Regions from separate parts of the Homo sapiens genome. Here region 1 is linked to region 2. Evidence: chromatin loops called from intact Hi-C (ENCODE). Cell type or tissue: endothelial cell of umbilical vein. All regions are shown on one strand.

Evidence for each region. Peaks named below come from ENCODE experiments on the same cell type or tissue, not always from the same donor. Only the 100,000 strongest peaks of a DNase experiment are listed, where the experiment ranks them.
Region 1: it touches region 2 in a loop (5-fold over the local background); 13 of 110 quality-filtered maps call a loop at or near these places.

The regions. Positions count from the first base shown.
Region 1 is chr15:45,115,178-45,123,177 of GRCh38, forward strand. DUOXA2 (dual oxidase maturation factor 2) reads left to right here. Exons shown (of 6, transcript NM_207581.4): 2 at 622-679; 3 at 947-1,081; 4 at 1,339-1,552; 5 at 1,914-2,128; 6 at 2,539-3,244. The coding sequence ends at 2,732. It overlaps DUOXA1 (dual oxidase maturation factor 1), which reads right to left. Exons shown (of 9, transcript NM_001276266.2): 4 at 7,691-7,866; 5 at 7,008-7,065; 6 at 5,910-6,044; 7 at 5,415-5,628; 8 at 4,926-5,143; 9 at 2,189-4,188. The coding sequence starts at 7,837. The coding sequence ends at 3,929. Among named protein-coding and RNA genes, the nearest start is that of DUOXA2, 4.9 kb to the left of the region's middle. RefSeq lists an enhancer at 2,792-2,991. In endothelial cell of umbilical vein, a CTCF peak has its summit at 3,103 (motif pointing left); DNase peaks (open chromatin) are centred at 3,074 and 7,094; H3K27me3 peaks cover 2,770 bases.
Region 2 is chr15:45,195,923-45,203,922 of GRCh38, forward strand. It overlaps TRH-GTG1-7 (tRNA-His (anticodon GTG) 1-7), which reads right to left and starts at 2,755; the gene lies at 2,684-2,755. It overlaps TRH-GTG1-8 (tRNA-His (anticodon GTG) 1-8), which reads right to left and starts at 4,562; the gene lies at 4,491-4,562. TRH-GTG1-9 (tRNA-His (anticodon GTG) 1-9) reads left to right here and starts at 5,229; the gene lies at 5,229-5,300. It also overlaps a transcript of SHF not described here. RefSeq lists silencers at 2,614-2,733, 4,384-4,663, 5,304-5,363, 5,384-5,433 and enhancers at 2,814-3,163, 3,724-3,883, 4,764-5,053, 4,921-5,430. In endothelial cell of umbilical vein, a CTCF peak has its summit at 3,088 (motif pointing right); DNase peaks (open chromatin) are centred at 2,809, 3,689, 4,599 and 5,179; H3K4me3 peaks cover 2,772 bases; H3K27ac peaks cover 2,101 bases; H3K27me3 peaks cover 681 bases.

The DNA of each region.
Region 1 (8,000 bases), 81 kb before region 2:
ATGTGTATGGGTGCCTCATCCTCAGGACTGAGACTCCCACATTGGATTAGAAGTTGGAGCCAACTGGGTGCATTGTCTTAGACTTTCCCCCTCTCCCAGAACCTAGGTTGTGCATTTTTCAGTTCTGGGAGGACCCAGCTTTTCTGCATCTTAATCTGTGTTGCTTTCCCTGGAACTGGTGCACCTAGGAGTATCTGCATTCCCACCTCCTCCCCTCGGAGATCAGGCTGGGGCCTCCCTCTTCTGAGGGAGGTGACCCCTGCGTGCCTAGCACTTCTGGACTCACTGAGCCTCACCAAGCAGTGACTGGACCAGGAGGCAGAACCAGGACCAGGCGCCAGACAGCTAGGGGAGTGAAGGTGGTGGAAGAGTGCCAGGAAGTGGGGGTGGAGGGGAGGTGCTGTTAGGGTAGATGGGAAATGGGGCTAGGGAGGTGAAAGTGCGTGGTCACAAAATATCAGAAATGCCAGTAGCCCAGAGGGACTTGCAGGAAAAGCGTGCCTAACATTAGTCTCAAAAGTCTGGATATAACTAAAGATCCAGGTGAAGTGGGGTCAAGGGTGGTCTTGGGGACTCTGGTTTGGCAGGGCTCAGGCCTGACCCGGGTGCCTATTCCTGCAGCGCTGGTTTTGGTTGGTGAGAGTTCTTCTCAGTCTGTTCATAGGCGCAGAAATTGTGGGTGAGTGTGTGGTGCAGCCCATGGGGAGAGGACGGGGTGAGGAAGGAGGTGGGCAGAGGGCACCTGGGACAATAGGGAACTGGGGTTGGTTTTCTGCTCCCTCTTCCCACTCTCCAGCTCCTTCTAGGGCCCACTTTTTGGCCCTTACCATGCAACCACATTGGACCTCTAAGTCCCCATCTCTCTGCAGTGTCCCACCTCCCATACCACTCTCTAATTCCATTTTCCCACCCTCATCCCACCCCCACCGTGTGCCTTTCCCTACAGCTGTGCACTTCAGTGCAGAATGGTTCGTGGGTACAGTGAACACCAACACATCCTACAAAGCCTTCAGCGCAGCGCGCGTTACAGCCCGTGTCCGTCTGCTCGTGGGCCTGGAGGGCATTAATATTACACTCACAGGTGAGGGGGCTGGGGCTAAATGAACTCCTGGAGCTGGGAGATCCCCGGTTAGGTGAGTGTGTCAGGGATAGCTGGAGGGCCTCTCACATCCCACAAGCTCAAATAGCTTGTGGTCCTCGTGGATTTGCGTTTTCTCCAACCACCACCGAACCCATTTCTCCCGCCGAGAGCGCCACACCCCCACTTTCCTGTCTGAATCCGCTTAGTTGCGAGGTCTCCGACCGCGGGCAGCCCCATGAGCCCGCCTCACCCCACAGGGACCCCAGTGCATCAGCTGAACGAGACCATTGACTACAACGAGCAGTTCACCTGGCGTCTGAAAGAGAATTACGCCGCGGAGTACGCGAACGCACTGGAGAAGGGGCTGCCGGACCCAGTGCTCTACCTGGCGGAGAAGTTCACACCGAGTAGCCCTTGCGGCCTGTACCACCAGTACCACCTGGCGGGACACTACGCCTCGGCCACGCTATGGTAAGTGCTGGAGGGAAGGCTGTGTGCACGTGTGTGTGTGCCAGGAGCTGGGCCGTATGAGCGGGAGGATGCAGGCCTCGGAGGCGCTGAGCAGCTGCAGCCAGACCCGACGCGCTCGGGGTGGGCATGACAGCCTCGCGGGTTAGAAGATCCACGAGATCTGCACAGACGGAATCCGGAGAGACTCCAGCCACCGCCTGGACCTCAGGAGCCCGCTTCTCCCCCGGGGAATTCCCCTGCACCGCTGCCATCCCAGTCCCTGGCTTTGACGCTGGGGTAGGGATAAAGAAGAGCGCAGCTGTGGGAACCCCGGTGGGCTGGGAGAAGCCCGCTCACAGCGGGTCCCCCCACTCCCCGGCAGGGTGGCGTTCTGCTTCTGGCTCCTCTCCAACGTGCTGCTCTCCACGCCGGCCCCGCTCTACGGAGGCCTGGCACTGCTGACCACCGGAGCCTTCGCGCTCTTCGGGGTCTTCGCCTTGGCCTCCATCTCTAGCGTGCCGCTCTGCCCGCTCCGCCTAGGCTCCTCCGCGCTCACCACTCAGTACGGCGCCGCCTTCTGGGTCACGCTGGCAACCGGTGAGGACCGAGAGAATGGGCCCCGGGGGCTAAGGGTGGAGACAGGATTCACACCGGGTGTGCACTTTCCAGTTTACAGAATGAATTCACATCTATTACCCTATTTGCCCCTCTCAATAGTTCGCAGAAACAGGCACTGTTATGACCATTTTACAGATGAAAAGTGGGGGGCTCAGAAGGGTTTGGTGTCTTGCCGTGTTTCATGTAATTCAGATTAGAGGTGTGTGGCGGGAGGTAACACAAGGGGTAGGCTCCAAAAGATGGAAGAAGGCCCGGGCATCACGCCTGTAATCCCAGCACTTTGGGAGGTCGAGGCAGGAAGGTCGTTTGAGGCCAGAGTTCGAGACCAGCCTGGGCAACATAGCCCTGACTCCACATGCCCTCCTTTCTTTCGATCCCCACCGCCACAGGCGTCCTGTGCCTCTTCCTCGGAGGGGCCGTGGTGAGTCTCCAGTATGTTCGGCCCAGCGCTCTTCGCACCCTTCTGGACCAAAGCGCCAAGGACTGCAGCCAGGAGAGAGGGGGCTCACCTCTTATCCTCGGCGACCCACTGCACAAGCAGGCCGCTCTCCCAGACTTAAAATGTATCACCACTAACCTGTGAGGGGGACCCAATCTGGACTCCTTCCCCGCCTTGGGACATCGCAGGCCGGGAAGCAGTGCCCGCCAGGCCTGGGCCAGGAGAGCTCCAGGAAGGGCACTGAGCGCTGCTGGCGCGAGGCCTCGGACATCCGCAGGCACCAGGGAAAGTCTCCTGGGGCGATCTGTAAATAAACCTTTTTTTCTTTTGTTTTTTAAAAACTGTTTTTCCCATTAATTTTCATGGCTTCTCCGCGCCGGGGTCGCACGTCCTCATGAGCTTCGCTGGGCTGGAGACAGCCTAGTACACTCTCCGCAGTGCTGTGAAACCTGATTCTCTGCGTCGACTCCAGAGTAATAGGGGCGCCCTCTAGTGAGGCCGGAGGGACCCTACCAGAGCTAGCATCTTTCTGAACCACCCCAGGGGGACGTTAGGTGGCAGTGATGAGGCAGGTCACCCACTCCCCCGTCCTGGATGCCACTCAGCTAGCCCAGCTGAGTGGGGTGGGAAGGAATAGCGTTTTGGAGTTGATTCCCTAACTTCCCACCTGGCTTCTTGTGAGGTGGTGTTTGAGGGCCAAGGTAGGTGTCAGCAAGGCATAGAAAGATAAATCCCAAGATTCTTGGCAAGTCTTGCAATCTTATGTAGCAAATTTGGGAACTGAAGCTCAAAGAGAATGTGGCATAGTTGGTTAATGTTAGACCTAGGATGAGAAGTTTGGTTTCCCCTCCTTTCCAGTGCTGTCTTTCATTGTACCAAAAGGCCACACAAGCTGGAGAAGTAAAGGAAGAACAAAAGGAACCCAGGAAAAAGGAAAACAAGAGGTGCCGAGGGATGAGAGGAAACCATAGGAGAATCATATGTAACCCCCACCCTGCTGGTGTTATGGGGGTGAAGTTAGGTTTCAGTGAATAGCATCTTGAAGAGGCAAGGCAGCACGGAAAGGCTGGGTTGCTGTGCAGATAAGCTAGCCCCTGCTTGGCCTTATCATGGCAACAGGCTTTATGGACAGGCCCAGCATCTCTTCAGTCCCTTAGGGCTTTTTGTTTTGTTTTGTTTTTTAACATCAGTATATAGAGCCTCCTTTTTCTACTCCGTCTGTAGATTGGTGCTGGGTGTCTGGTAACAGCCACCCTGAGGGCAGTTCTGCTGGTTTTATGGGGCGCCAATGAGGTTTGGAGCCAGACTGGAAGTCCAGGTGGCCTCCACGGGGAGGAATGTTATAAAGCACAATCAGGATCTTTGGGGTGTGCCTCCTTACAGTATGCCTTGGTGGAGGAAGCCTCTGACAGGGGAATGTCCTGGGACTTGGGACTGTCAGCCATGGACCGGTAGCGGGGGCTCAGGAGTCCACCTTCCTCAGGACTCCACTCCAGCATGGGGTCTTCATCCACACTCTGGTTGAAGAAAGCCTTCAGCCTGTGAGGCTGCATCCTGTGGGCCACCGCCATAGCCAGGCCCAGCAGCACACACAGCAGTCCTGGAGATGAGGGCAACAATTGTCCCACCTTAGTGCTAGTAACACCTGCCGAGGATATCTTCCCCTGGGAGTGTCAGAACAACTCTAAGGGAAGCCTAGAGCCCCTGCTTCAGGGCAACTTGGGCTCAGAGAGGTGACTGGCTGAGGGGCATGTGGCTGGTGTGGCTCTGTTGTCCTAAGTTTCCAGACTCCAAGCCCAGTGCTCCTTCTGTTATATCCCGGGAGAGAGAGAGAGAGAAAGGGGGAGAGGGAGAACTCTGAAAATAGGGAGAGAAAAGAAAAAAACCCTGGGGAAGGGCAGGGCACAGAGGAGGCATGAGGAGGCACATGAGGGAGTAGACAGCGGGACAGGAGAGGAGAATAAGACTGCAGGACAATTTAGGGATGTGTAAGGCAGGACAGGGAAGGGTTTAAGAATGGGGACCCAGAGAAGGGTATTTGGAGGAAGCAAGAGGGGACAGGGGGTTGGAAGATTTTAGAAGCAGCTGGGTGAAGAGAGTTAGGGGATGACAGAGACAGAGAAGATACAAGGGAGTGGGCATCTCTGAGGAGGGGGGGGAAGTGGCACTGGGGAGAGAAAATCAGGAGATAAGAGATACAAGAGGGTGGGACTTTAAAGAGGGCAAAGCCATCCTGGCCTCCAGGAACAGACCCTCAACTCTACCGACATGATGCCCCCAGGCCCTCCCTCCCTGGCCTTGAGACTTCTAGTGCTTGTCTTTAGGGCTGGGTCTTACCTGTGGTCAATGTGATCCAGAAGGCAGGCCCATGGTGAGTATGCAGCACAGAAGCGCCCAGGTGCAGGGGACAGGGTGAGGTGAGTGATGTGGCCATGGAGAAGAAGAGCAGAGCCAACAGCTGGAAGATGCCCGTGGCCAATAGCATGTAGCCACCATATACCAGCACAGGCATGGAGAGCATCACATTGGCCAGCAGCCAGCAGAGGAATGCCACCCTGGAGAGCCAGGACCCAGTGAGGACTGGCCCAGGTACTTCTACCTGCTGGTGAATTTGGATGGGCCCAGGCGGAGGTTCAGGGACCCAAGAGTGACCCAAAGATATGAGGTAGGGATTCCTTCCCATGGACTTCCCAAGCCAGCACCATGGGGACTGGTGCCAGGCCACCCCACCTGAGATACCCACATGAGTGGAGGAGAGATGGGTAGAAACCCTGTTCCTGAATCTAGGCTACCAGGGCCTCCACCCCGTCTCCTTCCCATCCTCACCATAGCATGGCTGAGGTGTAGTGTCCCGCCAGGCGGTACTGGCGGTATAGGCCACATGGGCTTCTTGGAGTGAACTTCTCAGCTAGGTACAACACAGGGTCTGGCAGCCCCTTCTCCAGAGCCTTTGCATACTCCTCAGCATAGTTCTCACCCAGGCGCCAGGTGAACTCCTCGTTGTAATTGATGGTCTCATTCAGCTGCTGCACGGGGGTCCCTAGGGCACAAGGCAGCTCTGCTCAGCAGGAACCCAAGGGCCAGAGTGGGGCCTAGGTAGGGACTCACCCACACTGGGCAGAGGGACAGGAAGTGGTCTCAACTGAGAGAAGGTAGCTTCCAAGGCCCTGAATTTCCCTTCCTACCATGCCTCTGACCTCCCACCTCACACATCCTCCCAGCCCCTGTGCCAGGCATCCTATAGCTCTTTGACCACACCAAACATAGATCCCAAAGATGGCAGAGCCTTCCCCCCCACCACAGGTAAGAGCCCTCCCTCACCTGTGAGTGTGATGTTGACTCCACCCAGCCCGACCTGCAGCCCAATATCAGCGCTGATCCACTCAGAACTGAAGGCCTTGTATGATGTGTTGGTGCTGACCTGGCCCACAGACCACTCAGAACTGAAATTCACAGCTGTGGTTGGGGAGTTGGACATATGGGAACTCAGAGATGACTGGGCATTACTAGGTTAGAGTCAGAAGGAGAAATACAAGGGGTCCATGTCTGTTTTGGTCATAACTGGATACCCGTTAACTAGCCAGGGTCTGGCTCATGGTAAGTCTGCCAACCACATGTGTGGGATTTCCCTTGGCCATATTCTGTTTACCTCTTCCCTCCCTTTCTCCCTGCTTTAGGGAGAGTCACTCAGGGAGCTGGGAAGGAAACATGAACCAAAACCATGCCAGGCAAGGCAAACGCAGATAGCTTCAACAAAAACTTTCTTTGAGACGGAGTCTTGCTCTGTCTCCCAGGCTGGAGTGCAGTGGCACCATCTTGGTTCACTGCAACCTCCGCCTCCCGGGTTCAAGCAATTCTCCTGCCTCGGCCTCCCGAGTAGCTGGGATTACAGGTGTCTGCCATCATGCCCAGCTAATTTTTTGTATTTTTAGTAGAGATGGGGTTTCCCCCATGTTGGTCAGGCTGATCTCGAACTCCTGATCTCAGGTGATCTACCCACCTCAGCCTCCCAAAGTGCTGGGATTCCAGGCATGAGCCACTGTGCCCGGCCTCACGGAGACTTTCATCTCTCCTATTTGCCTCATCACCAAACTAAAGCAAACAGCTGTTTCCCATTTCCTCCCTTCCTTTCTGGGGCCCTCTCCCCACAGACATTCATTTTGACCTCCTTTCCCCCGAATAAAAGTGTTAGGAAGGTTGAGGAGATGCATCCAGCTTGTTTTCCAGGGTGACACCTCTCCAGGCAAGGGTAAGAGTGGGGAGATAAGGCCATGGTGAGAGAAGCATATGGGCAGGGTCTGGAAGCCACCCTGAAGCAAGGGCCCACCGCTGTGGGGAAACAAGGAGAGGAGATGCAGGCTGCTGAGGGAGTTGAAGGGATGGAGGCAGCAGCCCAAGTCAGCTGCACTTCGCACTCACCCAGGATTGCAGCCCCGATGAATAAGCTGGTCACCACCCGAAGCAGCCAGAACAGCCTCTGAGTCACAAGGTAGGTGGGTTAAGTAAAGAGTGCCTTCCTTCCACATCTACCCTTCCTGTTTCCAGACTTGGGGGAGGGGCGGGAATTCTAAAGCTGAGATCACTTGGTCAATTGAAATCAGAGTGTCTGGCACATAATAAGTGCTTATGTATTTATGTATGCATTTATTTATTTATTAGAGACAGGATCTCACTCTCTTGCCCAGGCTGGAGGGCAGTGATGCGATCTTATATCACTGCAGCCACTCAAGTGATCCTCCCACCTCAGCCTCCCAAGTAGCTGCAACTACAGATGCACACCATGATGCCCAGCTATTTTTTTTTTTTAAGAGATGAGGTCTATACTATAAACCCAGGCTGGCCTCGAACTCCTGGGCTCAAGCAATCCTCCCACTTCAGCCTCCCAAAGTTCTGGGATTGCAGGCATGAGCCACCATGCCCCACCAGCGCTCAATAGTGAACTGCTGAATCAATGAATGGGGAGCTTTCTGCCTGGGGTCGTGGCTATCTTTTCTCCGCACTGGGGTCTCCTTCCTTAGCCTGGTTGTAGTCAGAGACTCTGAACCCCTCAGCCTGAGGCTGAGGTCTCTCTGGGCTGGGGTCTCCAGGACTGGGTTTCTCACCGTCTTTCCCCGAATGCCAGGCAGGATGACGATGAACGTGGCCAGTGCAGTCAGAAAGATCATGATGATGCTGGCCAAAGTGGTGTCCATCGGGAAGGTTGGCTTGGGGCCAGCATAGAAGGGGAATGTGTGTCCCAAAGTAGCCATCTTGGTGAGGTGGTGCAGGGGGGGCAATGCTGTACAACAACAATAGACATTTATTGCATGCCCTCAATGTACCTGGCACTGTTTTTAGTGCTGGAGATACAGCACAGAATGAGCCAGACTAGGTTCCTCTTCTCTGGAGCTCACATTTTGTGCATCATCAGAC
Region 2 (8,000 bases):
ATATGCACTTTGTTTGTTGGGATCTTGGATGTTAAGACAGAGCTCCATTTGGGCCAAGTTTTGTTTTGCCTATATAGTTTTGGTCAACTCAGTGTTTAAAAAAATAATTGAATTAGTTGCCGATATTTAAAAATTTATAACATCTCACACAAAACTCCAGATTGCTGACTTCCTGTTTTTTTTTTTTTTTTTTGAGATGGAGTCTGGCTCTGTCACCTAGGCTGGAGTGCAGTGGCCTGATCTCAGCTCACTGCAACCTCCGCCCCCCGGGTTCAAGCAATTCTCCTGCCTCAATCTCCCTACAGGGACTACAGGGGCATGCCACCACACCTGGCTAAGTTTTGTATTTTTAGTAGAGACGGGGTTTCCCCATGTTGGCCAGGCTGGTCTCGAACTCCTGACCTCAGGTGATCCACCTGCCTCGGCCTCCCGAAGTGCTGGGATTACAGGCATGAGCCACTGTGCCTGGCTGACTTCCTCTGAAATATCAGAAGATCTGGTGCATTAGGCTTATATTCCCATCAGAACATCTGGTACAACTGGTGGAAGATAAGTAGCCTGACTGGTTTCAGATGAGGCTATATCTCCAAAGACCATCCTAGGTCCTTCCTAGCATTTCATCGAAGCCCCAAGTCAGTTGCTTTTACCAACTTTCTGTTTTTCTTCCCTCCTTACTATAGAGTTAAGAGGAAAGGCCGGGCGTGGTGGCTCACACCTGTAATCCCGGCACTTTGGGAGGCCGAGGCGGGCAGAACACGAGGTCAGGAGATCGAGACCATCCTGGCTAACACGGTGAAACCCTGTCTCTACTAAAAATACAAAAAAAATTAGCCGGGCTTGGTGGCGGGCGCCTGTAGCCCCAGCTACTCGGGAGGCTGAGGCAGGAGAATGGCGTGAACCTGGGAGGCGGAGCTTGCAGTGAGCCAAGATTGCACCACTCTGCACTCCAGCCTGGGTGACAGAGCAAGACTCCGTCTCAAAAAAAAAAAAAAAGGAAAGTGCACTATTTCTCCAGGTCATGTCCCTATTAAGGATAGTAAAAGGGAAAAAAAGAAAGAAAGAAAGACCTAAAAGGGCTACAAATTACTAGAAAAATAGGAGCACACACTTTTCTTTTTAGTGAAAATACAGACTATTCCTATTTGATATTAAAAAACATGATTCTGTTTTGAAAGGACACAATTTGAGATGCAGCAGCTCTAACCTATAGTCCTAGCACTTTGGGAGGTCAAGGTAGAAGAATTGCTTGAGGCCAGTTCCAGGCTGCAGTAAGCCAAAATTGCTCCACTGCACACCAGCCTGGGTGACAGAGCAAGACCTTGTCTCTAAAAAAAAAAAAAAAAAAAAAAGCAAACCTGGCCATGTCACTCATTTATGGACTCCATAAGAAACCTCTGTTCAAATATTTATGGAGAGACTGTGTGCTTGGAACACAAACATATGTTAAGATCTCGTCCTGCCTTCAATGAGCTTGAATTTTGAGTTTCCTAACTGTAGTGGTTTGTGACTTAAAGTTGGAGCCTGATAATAAGAGAAGGGGGACACGGGAGTGGAGGGTCTCCAAATGGCCTGCCAAGTCAAGTCCTTCTATCTGACTCCAAATTCAAGATGCTTCCCTGCCCTTCCCACCTGAAATCAAAATAGGGCTGCTTCCTAACAGAGCCCAGGCTCCCACCCAAAGGTTTATATGGGTATAGTAAACAGTCCCTTTCCCCTATCTTACCAACACAAACTGTTTCCCCATCTCCCCAGCCTGGAGTCAGGGCCTGGGTAAAAGAGGAACAGGACCAGAAATAGGTAGAGATTCACATCCTTCAGGGTATGTGACCTCTTCCCAGTAAAGGGAGATTGCCTACCAATACATACCTATTACTTCATGTTCTGTTCACATTCCATCACCTCAGGAAAAAAAAAAAAAAAAAAGAGAGCGGGCAAGCGAGGGCATGTTTGCGTTTTATGCAAAAAGCAAGGAGGAATAGATTCACATACGTATATGCATATATAAATATATATTCATACAAGGACTGTTGTGGAAAGATATAGTGGAAACTGAAAATAATTGGTGGATAGGGTGAAAAATGAAAAAGAGCTGTACTTTTTACTAGACTTTTGTGCATGTATTCCCTATTTAAAAATAAATGACCCAGAGCCTCCGTCTCAAAAACAATTTTTTTTAAAATTAAAAAAACAAACAAAAAAAAATTATCCGAGCATGGTGGTGCACGCCTGTAGTACCAGCTACTCAGTTGGCTGAGGCAGGATAATCGCTTGAACCCGGGAGGCGGAGGCTGCAGTGAACCAAGATCGCGCCATTGCACTCCAGCCTGGGCGACAGGGGAGACTGTCTCAAAAATAAATAAATAAGTAAAAATAAAAATAAATGACTCAATAAAAAAATGTACATGAAAAGAGAAAAAAATCACAGGGTCATAGGGGAGCTGTTTTGCTGGTGTGGAATTATTCAGACAACTATATTTGGTAAGAAAGGGATTATAACGGCTGGGTTGAAGCTGTATCAGAGCATTACATGAGAGTTACTGTAGGTGGCGGTCCTCGGAGTGCCTCAGTTTTCAAAGGAGAGAAACGTTGGTTCGTTTCAAGAAAGTGAATTACGATTTATATAAAATGTTACAAAAAAGGGGAAAAAAATACCGAGCCCCTTGCCGTGCCATTGTTCCCACAATGCCGTGACTCGGATTCGAACCGAGGTTGCTGCGGCCACAACGCAGAGTACTAACCACTATACGATCACGGCGAGCTACCGGGGACCCGTAGGGGTTGGCTTCTGATTATCCTCTTCAACAGTCATAGGCCTTCCCAGTTTGCGCGTCATTAAATGGCCTACTTACGGGGCGAGGTTCCAGCCTGTCCCTGAGTCTGATAATGCGCAGGCGCGTTGTACTCCGCCAGTTGCTTTTCTTCTTCTGTTTTGGCCCATTAGCCACGGGCTGTGGTGATGATGAGATGGGCTCCCGGTGAGCGCAGTGGGAGTTTAGGGGAGACGGCGTGAGCATCCAGGAATGGGGCTGGGCGGAACTCAGACTACCCTTGGGGGATGCCCGTTTCCTATGCCCCGGAGACCCTTGCCGCGAACCCTCCAGGGTTCCGGTCCTACAGGGGGCGCTCCTCACGGGTCCTCCCTCCTGCTGCATCCTCCAGCGGTGACCCAATGCCGCCTCTGTGGAGATTGTGGACACCCTAGAACCAGGTTCCACGTAGAAAAAAATTCAGCAAACGCATCTCCCCATGTTCCCAACACCCACTTCCTTCCAGCCTCTCATACTCCCCTGACAGCCCTGACTCCTCCTGACTCCTCCTTCCGCAATGCTTCCGCCGTGCCAGGTGCCCACCTAGGCTGTGTCACGGGGCCGCAGCAGGGACTAAGTCCGATTTTAATTATTGTCCATCAGTGCTCTCGCCCCCACGGCGCCTAGAACCGGGCCGAGTACACAGCAGGCAGTGGCTATTTGCTAAAACTCAGAAGGTGCCATTGGCATTTAACAAGTGAATTCCAGAGAGAACACCTGTCTCTCCAATGTCACCCTCTCCCATCAATCCTCCCTATGCAGAGCCGCGGGAGGGATCTTGCTAAACACGATTTGAATATTTTCACTTCTACCCTCCTCACCCTCACCCCTAGACGGCAGGAACTTCGTCTGCCTTTTCCAGCTCATCTCTTGGCCCTCCTTCAGTGTCGTTCCCCATGCCTCAATTTCACTCATTCAACTCAACACGTCCTCGAGAAGCGCCTACTACCTGTCAGGCCAGAGCCTTTGGGCGTTGTTGGGGTGGGGACTTACAAAGAAGACAGAAGACTTATAAAGAGGAATTAAGATCTTTCCTTTTCGGTGAAACCTCGTCTCTACTAAAAATACAAAAAAACTAGATGGGCCTGGTGGCGGGTGCCTGTAGTCCCAGCTACTCGGGAAGCTGAGGCAGGAGAATCGCTTGAACCCAGGAGGCGGAGGTTGCAGTGAGCCAAGATCGCGCCACTGCACTCCAGCCTGGGTGACAGAGCGAGGCTCCATCTCAAAAAAAAAAAAAAAAAAAAAAAAAAAAAAAAAAAAAAAAAGATTTTTCCTTTTCAAGACTCCCTTCAAGCCTCTGTACACGAAATCATCCTGGCTGCCTGACAAATTCTCACTGTGCCTTTAAGAGCTACCTTGATCCTCACTTCCTTTGCTAAGCCTTCTTTTCCTATCATTAGGAATCCGCTCCCAGTGCTTCTGTGGAAATTTGTACGTATGTCTACTACAACACTTTTTAAACTGGCGAGTGGTCTGTGCTTTGTCTTCAAGAACGCGCCCAGGCTCAGAGGACCCGGAAGCCTATATCTTTCCAAAGTCCAATTTAGCCAGAGCCAGCGTAAACGTCGCTCTCAAATGTCACAAGGGAATCGGGGTCCATTTTCCACAATGTTGTGAACTCAGGATTAAAAACGGATTGGTACAATAAAACAAACTCCCCTTGCCGTGCCATTGTCCTCACAATGCCGTGACTCGGATTCGAACCGAGGTTGCTGCGGCCACAACGCAGAGTACTAACCACTATACGATCACGGCGAGCTACTAGGGACACAGGACCTCGGCTTGTCGCCTGAACTCTTCTCTGTTGAAAGCCCCGCCCCCTTGCAATGTCATTGATTTGTCATTGTTTGTTCTAGCCTATCTCCACCCTCGCAGCCATCTGAGGGCACGCAAGAGCATTAATCTCTGCTTTCTCGATTTTGGTCCACACTTGCCTGCGCACCAGACACGGTGGCCGATTTCTCCACCGTGGAGGCTGCTCTTGGGGTTCCCCTTACCTCGCGCCTCAAGGAAGTTGTATGGTGGTGGGTCAGAACTGATTTTCCTTCTTGTAAAATTTAAGAGCTCCAGTCCCAGCCAAAGTCGTTCAGATAGCATGATAGTCAGGGCATGGTGAGCGTCAGAGAGACTTTGGGCCACCATTCGGGCGTCCTCAGGGGCTTCACATCATTGCAGGCCCGGCCTCATAGGAATCCTTTGGTTGCAAAGCACTTTCATGTCCCTTCTTTTGCGGTCCGTGCGTACAGCCAAGAGGAGACTTCGGGCTAGGGAGTCCACAGCGCTCCCGGCTGCTCTTGCGGGTGAACGTGGGTGCGGGAGGAACCTGGTAGATAATGGACGCTTAGGAAAGCTGGAATGGCCGCCATCTAGACGAGAAGGGCAACACTGGGTCAGCTGCTCGTCGTGGCGTCCCGGTAGCTCGCCGTGATCGTATAGTGGTTAGTACTCTGCGTTGTGGCCGCAGCAACCTCGGTTCGAATCCGAGTCACGGCATTGTGGAAACAATGGTACGGCAAGGGCCTCTTTTTAGACTTAGAAAGCCACACATTCTTCTGGGAAGCTAACTCTAAAAGCTGTTACCTGGCCAGGGCTGAAATTATAACGGACAATGAAGTGTGCACAAAAAGTTCGGTGCACACTCTGGGGCTTTCCTTTCTCATCTGCTAGTGAATCAGTCACCCCCACCTTCCCCAATATGTGATTATTTTATTTTTGTGTAGTTTCTGTGTGGTACTCTTTATTTTACCCTTGTGAATGACCGAATCATATATTGGATCCTCTAAAAACCTTCACACTAGCTAAAACATCAATACTTTGGGACAAAGGGGTGATAGGAACAATGTGCAAACATTAATTAAGGGTTAGAAGAATGCAGATTAGACCATACGCTGAACCGTTTTGCTTCAGATCCCGTGACAAGTGAAATATATGACTGCACTAGAGGTGCTGGTTCCAGTAGCCACTATGAGGGGTGCTAATGAGAGGTTTGTGGCCTTCATCTCCACAGTCTCCTAGGTGAGAGGGGGTTTTCTCCTGGAGGGTTTTCCCCTAATCTACCTCAAGTTTAAGCACATTTTGTTTGCTTGTTTTATGTGGACCTAAAAAACCCAAACTCAACAAATTCAAGTCTGTCATTTGGCATTAGGCAAAATGGAAGTGAGTTTTGGATTTGACTTTCAGGCAGCTGGTGGTGGCTATGTCACTCTCAAGGAGGGAATGAGAGGGCACTGAGGAATGAGCCTCTCCAGCTCCTCTCAGGTGTCCTGAGGGTGGCAAGGCAAGCCCGAGATCATTCCTGGGAGAGACAGACATTGCAATGGGGTTGCGCCCCCTCTACCCACAATCAATCAGTAAAGAATGAACAGCACTTAAAAGCTAGGCACTGGCTTCATGCCTGTAATCCCAGCACTCTGGGAGGCCGAGGTGGGCGGATCTCTTGAGCTCAGGAGCTCCAGACCAGCCTGGGCAACATGGCGAAACCCTGTCTGTACCCAAAATACAAAAATTAGGGCATGGTGGCGTGTGCCTGTAGTCCCGGCTACCTGGGAGGCTAAGGTGGAAGGATTGCTTGAACCCGAGAGGCAGAGGTTGCAGTGAGCTGAGATCACACCACTGCATTCCAGCCTGGGCGACAGAGCAAGACCCTGTCTCAAAAAAAAAAAAAAAAAAAAAAAAAAAAAAGCAAGGCACTGCGTGGGGGCTGTAATCTCCCCAGGTCTCCAGTCTCCCAGTTCTCTACATTTGGCGAGTTTAAACCACACAACAGGACAGCTCACACCTCGAGAGTGTTCTGCGCAAAATAGAATGGGGAAAGGTGAGCCTGAGAACTTGCCAAGCTTTGGATGACTGATTCAAACGTTATATGTCTAGAAAATCAACATCGCCAACAACAAAAAAAGAACTGGCCAACAGGAATGTGGTGACTTATATTCCTCCAACCCCTCACCAAATAACTGCTGTGACGGATTTCAATCTGTGGGCTGGAATAAGGTGTCAGGGTGGGATGCCAGGAAAGGCTCTGGCTTTTCCCCTGAAGACCAGCCCCCACTGCCCTGCTGCAGGTGCTTCAGTAGGCAATGAGCTGCTCCCACACCCTGAGGAGAAAGTTAGGAGTAGCCACTCTCTAAGAGTACTACAAGGAAAAAGTGTCAACCAAGAGGCTGGGCATGGTGGTTCATGCCTGTAATCCCAGCATTTTGGGAGGCTGAGGTGGGAGGATTGCTTGAGCTCCGGGGTTTGAGACCAGCCTAGACAACATGGTGAGAAGCTCTCTCTATAAAAAATACAAAAATTAGCCAGGTGTGGCGGTGTGTACCTGTAGTCCCAGCTATTCAGGAGGCTGAAGTGGGAGAATTGCTTGAGCCTGGGAGGGGGAGATTGCAGTGAGCCGTGATCATGCCACTGAACTCCAGCCTGGGCAACAGAACAAGACCCTGTCTCAAAAAAAAAAAAAAGCGTCAACCAATAAAACAAAAATCACAAACATTCACCATCTGAGATAACCCACTAGCCATCCATGTCTGAGGTCAGGAATGCTAAAGAAAGCTGAACTGAAAGTGTTGTATTGTGACCTAGTTGCAGGAAGAGTGACACGAGGGGAGGGCTGCCTTTTTGGCAGCTACACGGTAGTCCATGAGATGGGCGCATCCAGCTCTCAACATTTCATAACATCCTCTTCTGAGGTCACTCAGTCAATTTTCCTTACAAAACAGACTTTGATAATGATTTGCCCATTAGACTTCCCTACAGGAAAAAGCATGCTTTGAACAAGCTTATTGGCACTGTTCTCCTAACTGTGGGTGTTTTGGTTTAGACTCATAAGAGTCTGGTTAGCATAATTCATTTCCCTTGTGCCTACTTATCTCTAGGTACACTGACAAAATGGAATGTCAGGGCTGGCAAAGCCCTGCTCCTGGAGACCCTGGCCTGGAATGACCTCATCAAGACCCCGCTGCCCTGGGACACCCTCTCTGAGCAATCAGTCAGCACCCCCTTCCTGTTGGTCCCTTGCTTTTAAAATTGTTTTATGATTTCTGATTCTGGGAATGTAATATTTCCTCCTATCACTTCCAGCTTGAGGTTGGAACTCTTCTCTAGGTCTCAGTGCCAGGAAAGAGGTAGGGTGCTTATACTTAAGAGCACCCTGTTCACACATTCCAGCTCCAGTTGTTCCCATCTTGGTTGGATTTGTTA